Linked DNA regions of Homo sapiens: region 1 is linked to region 2. Evidence: chromatin loops called from intact Hi-C (ENCODE). Cell type or tissue: ascending aorta. All regions are shown on one strand. Links, peaks and the distances in the headings refer to the core of each region. The heading gives the core; the rest is flanking DNA.

The links. A loop is a pair of places that touch in the nucleus more often than their neighbours do. Peaks named below come from ENCODE experiments on the same cell type or tissue, not always from the same donor. Only the 100,000 strongest peaks of a DNase experiment are listed, where the experiment ranks them.
Region 1: a loop joins it to region 2, with 5 times the contacts of the local background. A loop is called at or near these places in 2 of 110 quality-filtered maps.

The regions. Positions count from the first base shown.
Region 1 is chr9:18,784,704-18,790,087 of GRCh38, reverse strand. All of the region lies in intron 19 of ADAMTSL1 (ADAMTS like 1), which reads right to left. Among named protein-coding and RNA genes, the nearest start is that of MIR3152, 210 kb to the right of the region's middle. In ascending aorta, for the core only: no CTCF peak of the experiment used is centred there; no DNase peak of the experiment used is centred there; H3K27ac peaks cover 3,106 bases.
Region 2 is chr9:18,859,893-18,865,276 of GRCh38, reverse strand. All of the region lies in intron 23 of ADAMTSL1 (ADAMTS like 1), which reads right to left. Among named protein-coding and RNA genes, the nearest start is that of SAXO1, 170 kb to the left of the region's middle. In ascending aorta, for the core only: CTCF peaks have their summits at 2,245 (motif pointing right) and 3,202; a DNase peak (open chromatin) is centred at 3,196; H3K4me3 peaks cover 930 bases; H3K27ac peaks cover 3,940 bases.

The sequences.
Region 1 (5,384 bases), core at 318-5,317, 75 kb after region 2:
CACATAACCTAAGTAACCTTCTTGGAATTTCTAGTTGTCAGACAAAATATTCAGGTTCTGGGTAGAGAAATGCCCATCTACTACCTGGGATATGTTATTGTGCCACCTCAGGCCTCTCATTCTGACTGGTACGCTTTCCTAAACCTATTGTAGGCCTCAACACAGGACTGGAAGCTAGAAATTGTGGGTGTATCCTTTCTTTGTAGAACAGTAGCTTCCTCTTCTTTCCAAACTTATCTGCCCCACATCCCAATACAAACTTGTCACTCTAGTCAAGATGGCCTCTTTGACTCTCCTTGTCATTAGCTTGGGGCTAAAGACAGGCTCCTCCTCCTCCCCCTCCCTTAAGAACAAGTTCTAGTTCTATTTCCTTGTGCTGCTATACTACACAAGAATCTGTCTGTTTCCTGATCTAGTTGTTAAAACTCCACTACGAAGCCTTTTTCAATCAACAGTGTCTCATTTCTTCAGTGAGATTATAAATTATTATCTCATTCATAGTTCTCTCTTCAGTATTCAGCATAGTGCTGGCACACTAAATAAATACATAATAAATACTCATTTGGTTACCTTCAAAGCAACGGGGCTGAAAATGATCATATCCACAATATAGCATAGCGGACAGTGGTTCAGAGGACAGACTCCGGAGCCATTAATGATGGGATCAAATCCCCGCTTTGCCACTTAGCAGCTCTGTAGCCTTGGGCAAGTAATTTACTTAACTTCTCAGTGACAGTTTCCTCATTTATAAAATGAGAATGATAGTACCTACCTAGGGTTGTTGTGAGAGTTCTGTATAAGCTAATGTATTTAAAGGACACAGAAAAGTGCCTGGCATGTAGTAAAAAACTACAGAAATGTAGGTGATTATGATTTTGTTACAGTTGTTAACATCGCCATGATCATTACCATTCACTCTTCATGCCAGGGCTTATAAATTCTAGATGTCGTGAAGACATGGGGAAATGAGAAATGTAGAGATTTCAATGAAAAAACATAAATTGGGTGTATAGAAAGGGAACAAAGGGTTTGCTGTGCATGGGACCAGGGAGGAGAAAAGAGGAGCAAGAAGTGAGGCCACGTAGCACGTTGGGTTGGCAACTACCTTAATTCTATTCTTGACTCAGGAATCTCTGAATAAGGACAACTAGTTATTTCCATAACTGTATTAACACCAATAACCAAATACTGAAATTTTAGAACACTAAAAAAAAAAAAGCCAGAATTCTGCAATTTCAGAAAGGAATACAAACAAGAGCAAATGAGTTAGAGCTGGAAAACAGTGAACTCAGGAGCAAGTAAGCAAAGTTTGTGCAAATAACATTAGCCCCAAATTCCTATTTATAGGACCAGATGGTGAAGTCTTTTCCTTATCCTAAAATGGGTATTTTTCTGCTTAGGGATTCCTTAGATTAGGATAATGGAATCTACCACAAAGCGGGAGCGGGTGCTAGTATTTATAGGCAAATGTATATGCTTTTTATTATTGAATCCTTACTACCATGTTACTAGATTGATGTTATTTTCCCATTTTAGAGAGCAGGCAAAAGTTCACAGAAGCAATTTGCTCAGCTAGTACATGGTGGCATCAGGAGTAAGGAATAACCTTTGACTGTTCTTAAACTGACAGCATCCAGGAATCTACCGGGGCCTAGTTGGCAGGCATATGGTTTGGCCTCATTTTCGGTGGTTGCGGGGGCGGGGCGGGGGGGTAATTAACGTCAAGGTTTGTAGTTACTTAGGGAAATAGACAATCACTAAAAAATATTCTGGATTTTAGATACTTTCAAACGGGAGGCAAAAGGAATGCTCTGAGATCTCCTCCGTGAGCAGGATTATTTTTCTGAAACCAAAAATTACAGTAGCCCAGAGGCTTGCAAGGGAGAATTTTATTTTGTACAAAAATTTTGGGCAACAGATTTGAGGTTCATGAAGAGTTTCATATCACCATTTGGCTAGGGCAACTTTTTTTAACCTTTGCTGTTTTTAATGTAATTGCCAACTAAAAGTTATTTAATGCCAGAAGCTTCATGATTGCTCAGATGGAAGTATAGAAAATATTTTAGGAATGGGAAAGGCCACCTGACCACACATTCTTAACCCTGGTCTTCTTCTTTTTGCCAGACCCTTTAACTTCCTTCTCTTTCAGAAGTTCATAGAGTCTTGAATTTGCTAATATGTGTATTTTATCTGCTTGCTGGGTAACTCATTTCAAATTACAAACCTCTGCATGAAATGACTGACTGGATTTCCTATCCACTAGGGATAGGGGTCCTCAAACTGCAGCCAATTACCACTTGCTTTTATAAATAAAGTTTTATTGGAAAACTAGCATATAGATTAAAGTATTATCTATGGCTGCTCTCACACTATAATGACAGAGTTGAGTATAGTCAGTTTAAGAACAGTCAAAGGTCATTCCTTACTCCTGATGCCTGCAAATCCTAAAATGTTTACTATTTGGCCCTTTACTAGAAAAGTTTGCTGACTTCTGGCATATAACATGGAAAAATTTTCATTTCTGGTTTATCTCAGTGACATCCTTATTTATACTAAAACAGTTAACCACTTTTCTGGAACTCTGCCATGTGCTAGGACCACTCTTCCAGGAAGAGTAAACTAACTGCTAGGGGGATCTCTGGAGATCCCCTAGCATTTCAGGGAATAGATAGTGCCTGACTCTAAGCCTCACTAGTACTGTCTGTTTGCCACTGGTTGTCTACTATCCTCCAGTGCTCTTCACCTGCATGATTCATGATGGTCATTTCTGCGACCACTGTGTTGACACTCAATACTTTTCTTTTGTGAGGCTTATGTATTTACTGGGACGGTTCTTTTTCTCTGGCTTGCTATTCTTACACTTTTCAACTGGGAAAAACATTTGTCATCTCCATTTCCTTTAGCTCTATAAGGGAAACAAGCCAAACCAAACTGAAATGGGCTTGTTTTTCCTTCCCTATCTTCCCTGCCTCTAGTTTTTATATTATCTGCAAACTTGGAAACTGCATTTCATGTGCTTATGACTTGTACATAGAGAATTATTCACAACTATGGTTCTGAAATTGACCCTGGAGGAATTTCCCATCTGATCTTCACTTCCATTCTGAGAAGTTTCCATCTGCTGATACTCTGAGTTGCCCAAGTTAAAGACTTCCAAATATGCCTTAATTCATCTCCTATTCAGCACCACTTTGGAACACTGTACAAAACTTTCTGGGAAATATAATCATTTAGAGGCTACAGATTTCACTTTCCTATCAGCTCAGAGATGATAGCAAAGAATGTCAGTAGAATATCAACATCCCCTCATGATGCCTGGATTTAGGCTGATAATTCTCCATCACGCTGTTTTCCTAGAAACCTTGCTAACCCAACTCTTTGAACAACTACCTAGATGTTCCTCAAATAAGAGTGAAGCTTCTTAGTTTGAGATGTCCTGGAAGACAGTGTGATACAATGGCCCCATGTCTAAATGACAATGATTTTGGATACTGGCAAATGAGTATCCACTGTGTGTCAGGCACGTTACAGACATTATTTCTGTTCTTTGCACTTCTGCTAGTCCGAAGGGCAGAATCAAAGTGCCTAATTGTACTAGTATCATTTTAGTTTAACTAATAAGAAAACCAAGGTTCAGAGAGATAAAAGTAGACTCACAATACTAAGTGGCAGAACTGGGATTTGTGCCAAAGTTGCTCTGATTCCAGCCTTACTGTCTCCTACCACCGTGGGCTGCCCTTTGTGTTAACTGATGTGCCATCAGGTTGCTCCTCTGGCTGAAGGGGTTGGGGAGGATAAGCTGGGAACACCTAGGCCCAGAAGAGAAGGAAAACAGGGAACAGGCTTAGGGATTAAAAGGCTGAAATTCCTTAGACTTAGCCATTTCCCTAGGATTCCATGTTAGTAGGAGTATCACCTGGGAGTGACCTCCCACCCACAGGAAGAAATAAGTATTTTCTTCAAGCATCTAGTTTCATATTATTCTTTAAGTTCACTTGCATTCCTTTTGAAAAGAAAAGAAAGTCTTACTTAAAAGCTTACAGACTTAAATCAGCTGAGCTATGAGGAATCTGTGATTTTGGGTTACTCCTGGTTCAATAGTGTTAAGTGGTAAGCAAGGCCTTCCCTGACAGTGTGGTGCTATCAGCAGTATGTAGGTGTTTCTTGGGGGAATGATCAATCCTCATCCAGTAATTTTTCCTAATTTGGTAATCCAATGTGCAGTGCCAATTTTGGAGAATCTGGCTCTTCTACAAGGAAGTCAGCACTGCCCTTCCAGGTATTGTTTCTAGAACTGGATTTAGACGTAGGAATACTGAACATATATTTGTCCATATTACGTAAGCCTCCTGGTATTAGATGTAGAGAAGGAAAATTTACCAGGTTCTTTGGCTAGGGGTGTTATACTCTATCCAAAAGCAGACTGGAGTTAGCTTTTGCCTGAGTCTCATCTCCAAATGTGTGCTCAGTGTTTATATAGAATGACTGAAAGCGAGGAACAGTTTAGCTTCATATTGCCTGTGGTCTAGGTCTCTAACCACACATGTGCCTGAGCCATCAACACTGTAAACATGTGCAGTCACAGACACACACAAATGTAGCAATTGTAATGTTTATTGAGTGCCTAATTTAGTGCATATTTGCATACACATGTGTATATATAAAGGTAGCGCTATCAGTAGAAGAAAAGGCTATCTTTAAAGCAGTTATGCCAAAATAAAAACAAAAGCCTCATCAGCTGGAAGCCAGTTGGCTAGAATATTGAATGTTAATTTATGCTGGGTCTAGTTGACCCCAGTGGCCTTCTTATAAAACAGTGGCAAGTCCCTGTATTCAACTAAGGTTATAATCAATAAAAAGAAATAGTTCCAAAAGCCAGACTGCCTTGGATTCAAATCCCAGCTCCATTAAGTTTTTTTTTTTTTAGACGGAGTCTCACTGTGTCACCCAGGCCAGAATGCAGTGGCACGATACCAGCTCACTGCAACCTCCACCTCCTGCGTTCAAGCGATTCTCCTGTCTCAGCCTCCCAAGTAGCTGGGACTATAGGCATGCACCACCATGCCCAGCTAATTTTTGTATTTTTAGTAGAGACAGGGTTTCACAATGTAGGCCAGGATGGTCTCGATCTCTTGACCTCGTGATCTGCCCACCTCGGCCTCCCAAAGTGATGGGATTACAGGCGTGAGCCACCGCGCCTCACCCCAGCTCGATTACTTTTTAAGTGAGAGACTTTGAGCGAGTTAATCTAACATCTCCGTGCTTCAACTCCAATATCGGTAAAATTGGGATAGTAACTTCAAAGGGTTATTGTGAGGATAAATGAACACCTGAAGCCCATTGTAAGTGCTCTATAAATGTTACCTGTGATGATGAGCCTGATG
Region 2 (5,384 bases), core at 105-5,104:
ACTCATAGGTGGGAATTGAACAATGAGAACACTTGGACACAGGAAGGGGAACATCACACACCGGGGCCTATTGTGGGGTGGGGGGAGCGGGGAGGGATAGCATTAGGAGATATACCTAATGTTAAATGACGAGTTAATGGGTGCAGCACACCAACATGGCACATGTGTACATATGTAACAAATCTGCACGTTGTGCACATGTACCCTAGAACTTCAAGTATAATTAAAAAAAGAGACTGGAAAAATATAACAAAATATTCAAAGTTATAATAGGAGAAAAAAAATGTGTGATTGATTTTTTTTTAATCTTAAACACCAGAAAAGACATCTCTCTGAATGGGTCTAACATCCCTAAGTACTGACATGAAATAGGGAAAAGGAAACACTAAAGACCAGGGGGTTCCCCTCATTATTTGCTCCAACTATGACAGAATCAATGGCCTCCAGCAAGGACAGGGCATCAGTCCAGATGTAACCTATAATGTGCCACCAATTGACATCCTTGCTTTTTCCCATTGACTTCACTGACTTTCTGCATGTTTGTCTCTTGATTTTACATTGGCTTCTGTGACTAAACAGCCTGACTCAGGGAAACAGCCTGAGTTGGACAGATGAGGACATGGGGGAAGAAAACTGGGAGCCCTGGCATCTCTGGCTTCACTTCCTCGCACCCTCAGCAGAAGATGCTAACTTTAATACTGGTAGCATAAGGTTGCCTTTGTGGCACCTGTCTCTAAAGAAGCTCTGAATTCACAATACAAGGGTCATTATATAGTGGATTTTTTGTTGATTCAAAGGTCTGAAAATCACCAAGATTTTTGGCCAGTGGCTTAATTTGTGGGCTTCCTTGTAGGATAGATCAAGCCAGCTCAGGCATTCATTAGCTGCCAGTCACTTTGAGTGAGCCACACAGCCAAAGTTCATTTTGATGTGTTCCTAGCCTTAATAAGCAGAAGCAAGAATTCTGAGTGCACGTTTTTTCTCCTCTTCCCCCTCTCCAGCCAAACAGCTCAGAAAAAGGCACCTGAGCTTGATAAACAGATTGCACAGAGTAAAAGCTGTAAATGGACTGAACCCAGTTCACGGGGAAGAATGCTCTGAAAATAAGAATATACAATCTAAAAGAGGAGGAGAAAAAGTAGTACTCTGGGAATTTTCACGTATTTAACTGCTTTCTAAAGGAAAAGAAAGCTGTGGCTGATTAGGACATGCTGTGTAAAAGTATGAAAGATGTGGCATTATTACTTCATGAGCTGGCTCCAGGCCTGTCAGCATTTTCATTACAATCCTCTATTTTTCACAGAGTTAAACTTACTATAAAAATGATGTGTGTCGGGATGAAACTTGGCACTTGGTGTAGTCAGTCTGGGAGTCCTTTCCTTAATTTAATTTTCCAAAACTGGAAAACACTCAGTCCTGTAAATTTTATAGAGGGATCTCCATTTTGCTCGTGGTATGTGGTGTGTACGGGCCTCACTCTAAGGCCATGGGGTGACTGAGCAAAAGTAGGGAAGTCATTTCAGTGCCTTTTCTGGCTCCTTCCATTTCTGGTTTGGCATTCTCTTGGGTGGCAGAGATGGTCGCTAAAGAGCTTAGAAGGAGTGGGAGCTGGCACCAAGCAGCTGGCTGAGAGGAATGATTAATTCATATTGGAAAAACTCAGTTACTCCCTCCATTTGTCAGCTGGACCCTAGAAGGCTGTGGGAGAAGACAAGCAACTTTAATTTTCACTCCGATTTCTGGGACCTCCCAATAAGCTGGTCAAATAACTGGGCCAAGATGATTCCCATGTACATTTTCCCAAAGAAAACTAACTTTAAGACATTCCTGGAAAAATAAAACTATCCAAGCCCATTTTCCATTCCCCAAATGTCTCTTCACCCCTAGCGTAAGCTTTGGGTTTCCGTTGGCAGGGGGTATGCTAACGTCTCCCATGATCCTGGGCATCTGGTAGAAGAACTTGATATATTTCTCAGCATGAAAAGTAGCTCCATCCAGATTTATGACTTGATTAAGGCCTTGCATTTTCCAAAATGATTGGGTTACTGTGTGGTTACTACCTTCACCCATACCCTAGGACTTGGTTATTCTCTTACAGGTGAAGAAGATGAGATGCCTGCTCCTGATACTTTGCACACACAACTATGAAAATGTGACTGTACTGTAAGATAGAGTTTGGCCGTGTTAAACAGCATGCTTCTCCAGGATTGACTGGGCCACCTCTAGGGGGTAGCAGGCAGGCAGGCTCTAGGAAATTAGTCCAATTTTAAAAGTTCACAGTACTGTTGATCAGAATTGAACCTACCTCATGAGGATAATACACAGGGTTCCCATAAGTCCTTCTCTGCCAGTAGGCTCTTGGCATAAAATATACCTTTTAAAAACACATCAGCATTTTTTTTAAAGTTTCAACTTTCTGGGTTTATAAGTCCCTAGTTGACTCTACCCTCAGGCTGCTGGCAGGTGCCACCTGGCCTGCAGGAGGGAAGACCAGGATGACCCTAGGGAGGCCTGGCTGCAGGCTGCCTGGAGCTAAGGAAGTAATTTCAATCCACAGATGAGATGGCCTTTTAATGAACTCTAGAATGTGGATCATACTTGGGTCATACCATACTTTTGAGGAGAGTCCTAGGTCAGAAATTCCCCTCTCTGTGTATACTTATCTATCACGCACACCAAGATTAGATTCTGTAAGGAATGAAATTGATGTTTCACATTTGGTCTGAAATAGGACATTATTTTAGGACTTTCAAGGAAGCGCTCTATAATCAAGGTGCTACTGCTCTGAGAAGAAAACAACAGTTTCAGAGGAAAACCTGCGGACTCTATGAATATTCCCTTCTCTTGAGTGATATAGCTGTTCTCATCCCCTCACTCCAGCCAATGGAAAGGCAAGCTAGAAAATACACAGATCAGCTTGGAGGAAAAACAAAAGCCAGCAGCAGCTCCGAGCCAGCATGCCTCAGGAACTCAGGCTAAGTTTTGCTCTGATTTTGGGTGAGAGCCTCTGCAAAAGAAATAACGCCCTTTACCCCAACACAAAAAAAGAACCTTCGCTCACAGCCCTGTCTACATCCCATTTCATTTCTCTTCTGCTGAACCAAAGCCACAGCATAGCAGTGGATATGAAGAATGGCTAATATTCCTAGCACGTATCCCGGGAGGCCTCACTGGGCACAGCACAGGGTTCAGCTGCAAGCCACAGGAAGGAGCCGCTGCTGACTAGGAATTCCACGGTGAGCAGTGGGGGTGGAGCTACCAGGGGAACGCAAAGACCTTTCCTGGATTTATTATTCCCACATTAGTCTCCTGGGTCTTGAGGCTCCAGAAACTTCTCAACAAAGGAAAGAAAATAACAAACAATGTGAGGGAAGTAAAGACGGGGGAGAGTTGAGTGGTGAGCTGAAGTAGGGATGAGAGCCATGGCAAGGGAGCAGGAGGAGGAGTAAGGACAGAGGTGTCTGAAAGGATCTGGCTGGCTCGCTCCTGGGATAAGAATATGCTCTGGCAAGTGATGTCTGGCCTTTGGCAGCCAAGCCCAAAGAGCGAATGGTTTTTCAAGGACCCATAAATAGATAGGTCCTATAAAGAAACATCAGAAATCCATCCACAGCCCTTACTGGAAACGTCACAGCATCAGTGTGATGGGCATCTGAAGGGCAGAGAGTTGTCCAAATGCCTGCTATTTGTCTTGCAACCTACATTTCTAGTATTGATTTGTTTTGGCTCCTAATCTTCTTTGGGTGTGGTTCTCAGTTTGCCTTGGATTTATATACTCCAGAGACTCCTGTGGAGCATTTAGTGGACTCTCTGATGGCTTAAGGAAGAAGTGGCCTGGTTCAGATTCCTGGGTCCAATTCTGACCTTTCCGAGATTCACATGGACTTAGGAGCCCTAAAACCAATGCAGTCTCCTTAGGCAACCTGGGATTCAGGCCAATTTAGACCTGGATGAGGCAGAGCACATGCTGTTCTGCTGGGAATTGATAACTTGATTGAATCAGTTCTTTTTGGGCTTCCCTATTTTCCATAGCACTCACATTGCATGAAGGTGGAGGGTCTAGAATGGGAAATGTGTATCAAAAGAGGGATGTGTATATGATCTCTGTATAATGAGGGATGTGTATATGATCTCTGTATAACGAGGGATATGTATATGATCTCTGTATAATGAGGGATGTGTATATGATCTCTGTATAACGAGGGATGTGTATATGATCTCTGTATAATGAGGGATGTGTATATGATCTCTGTGAAACGAGGGATGTGTATGTGATCTCTGCATAACGAATGGAAGTGAGAACTAAAGTTTCCACAGAGCTTCTCAAAGGCATTCCAAGGACAGCAGATTTGAAAGCCTAAATCCAGACGTGGACAGAGCAAGTACGCTTACTGTGGGACAGAAATTATGCCTGTTATCCAGTAACATTACTGGGCACCTGTATTCTGCTTTAAAATGTACAATTAGCATTTCATTAGAGTTTGCTCTTAGATCTCTCTAAAGACCAAAGCTGAGAAACCCTAGAATATAGAGAAGGAAAACCAACCTTTTCCTACAGTAATGAGATTTTTTCCCCTTAAAATTTATTTTTGAATTATGATGGTGGGGGTGGGAATTGGGAATGAACAGTGTTTACAATAAGGTGTTTACATATTGCCATCTGACTCTTCACTCTTGTCAAAAAATTATTAAAAACAAAGTAGTCAAAAGATGTTTGTCATTGTTGGTAAGAAGGCCAGAGCAGGAGTTGGCAATTTTTTTTTTTTTTAAGGGCCAGATAGTGAATATTGTAGACTTTGTGAGCCATATGGTCTCTGTCACAACTACTCAACTCTGCCATTGTAACTTGAGATCAGCCATAGACAATACATAAACAAATGGGTGGGGCTGTGCCCCACTAAAATCTTATTTATAAAGGGGTGGTGGTCTAGACTTGCCTTCAGGACCAACCCCTGGTCGAGGGTATGAGATCATTTGAGTTTCTGTATGCTGAGAACAAATGGCCTAGTAAAACCACTAACTGCCTGGGCAAGATATATTTTTACCCCCAAAGAAAGCAGCCATTTTCACAAGACAAGGAAGATGAATTCAATACCTTCTTTTCTAATTAAAAGATCCAACTTGTTACTTTAAAAAATACCAATGCATGTTCATTATAGACTAAAAGCTCACAAAAATATAAAAATTCAAAAATCCCTCAAGTCCCACTTCTCAGACGTAATTGATCTGAATGTCTCTCTTTCCAATCACACATATGCACACACATCATTAGGCAGATTAATAAATCTTGGACAATTTTCTTGTCAATGAATGTAAGTCTACCTCATTCTTTAAATGGGTGATGGGTGCACTAAAATCTCAGGATTCACCACTATGTAATTCAT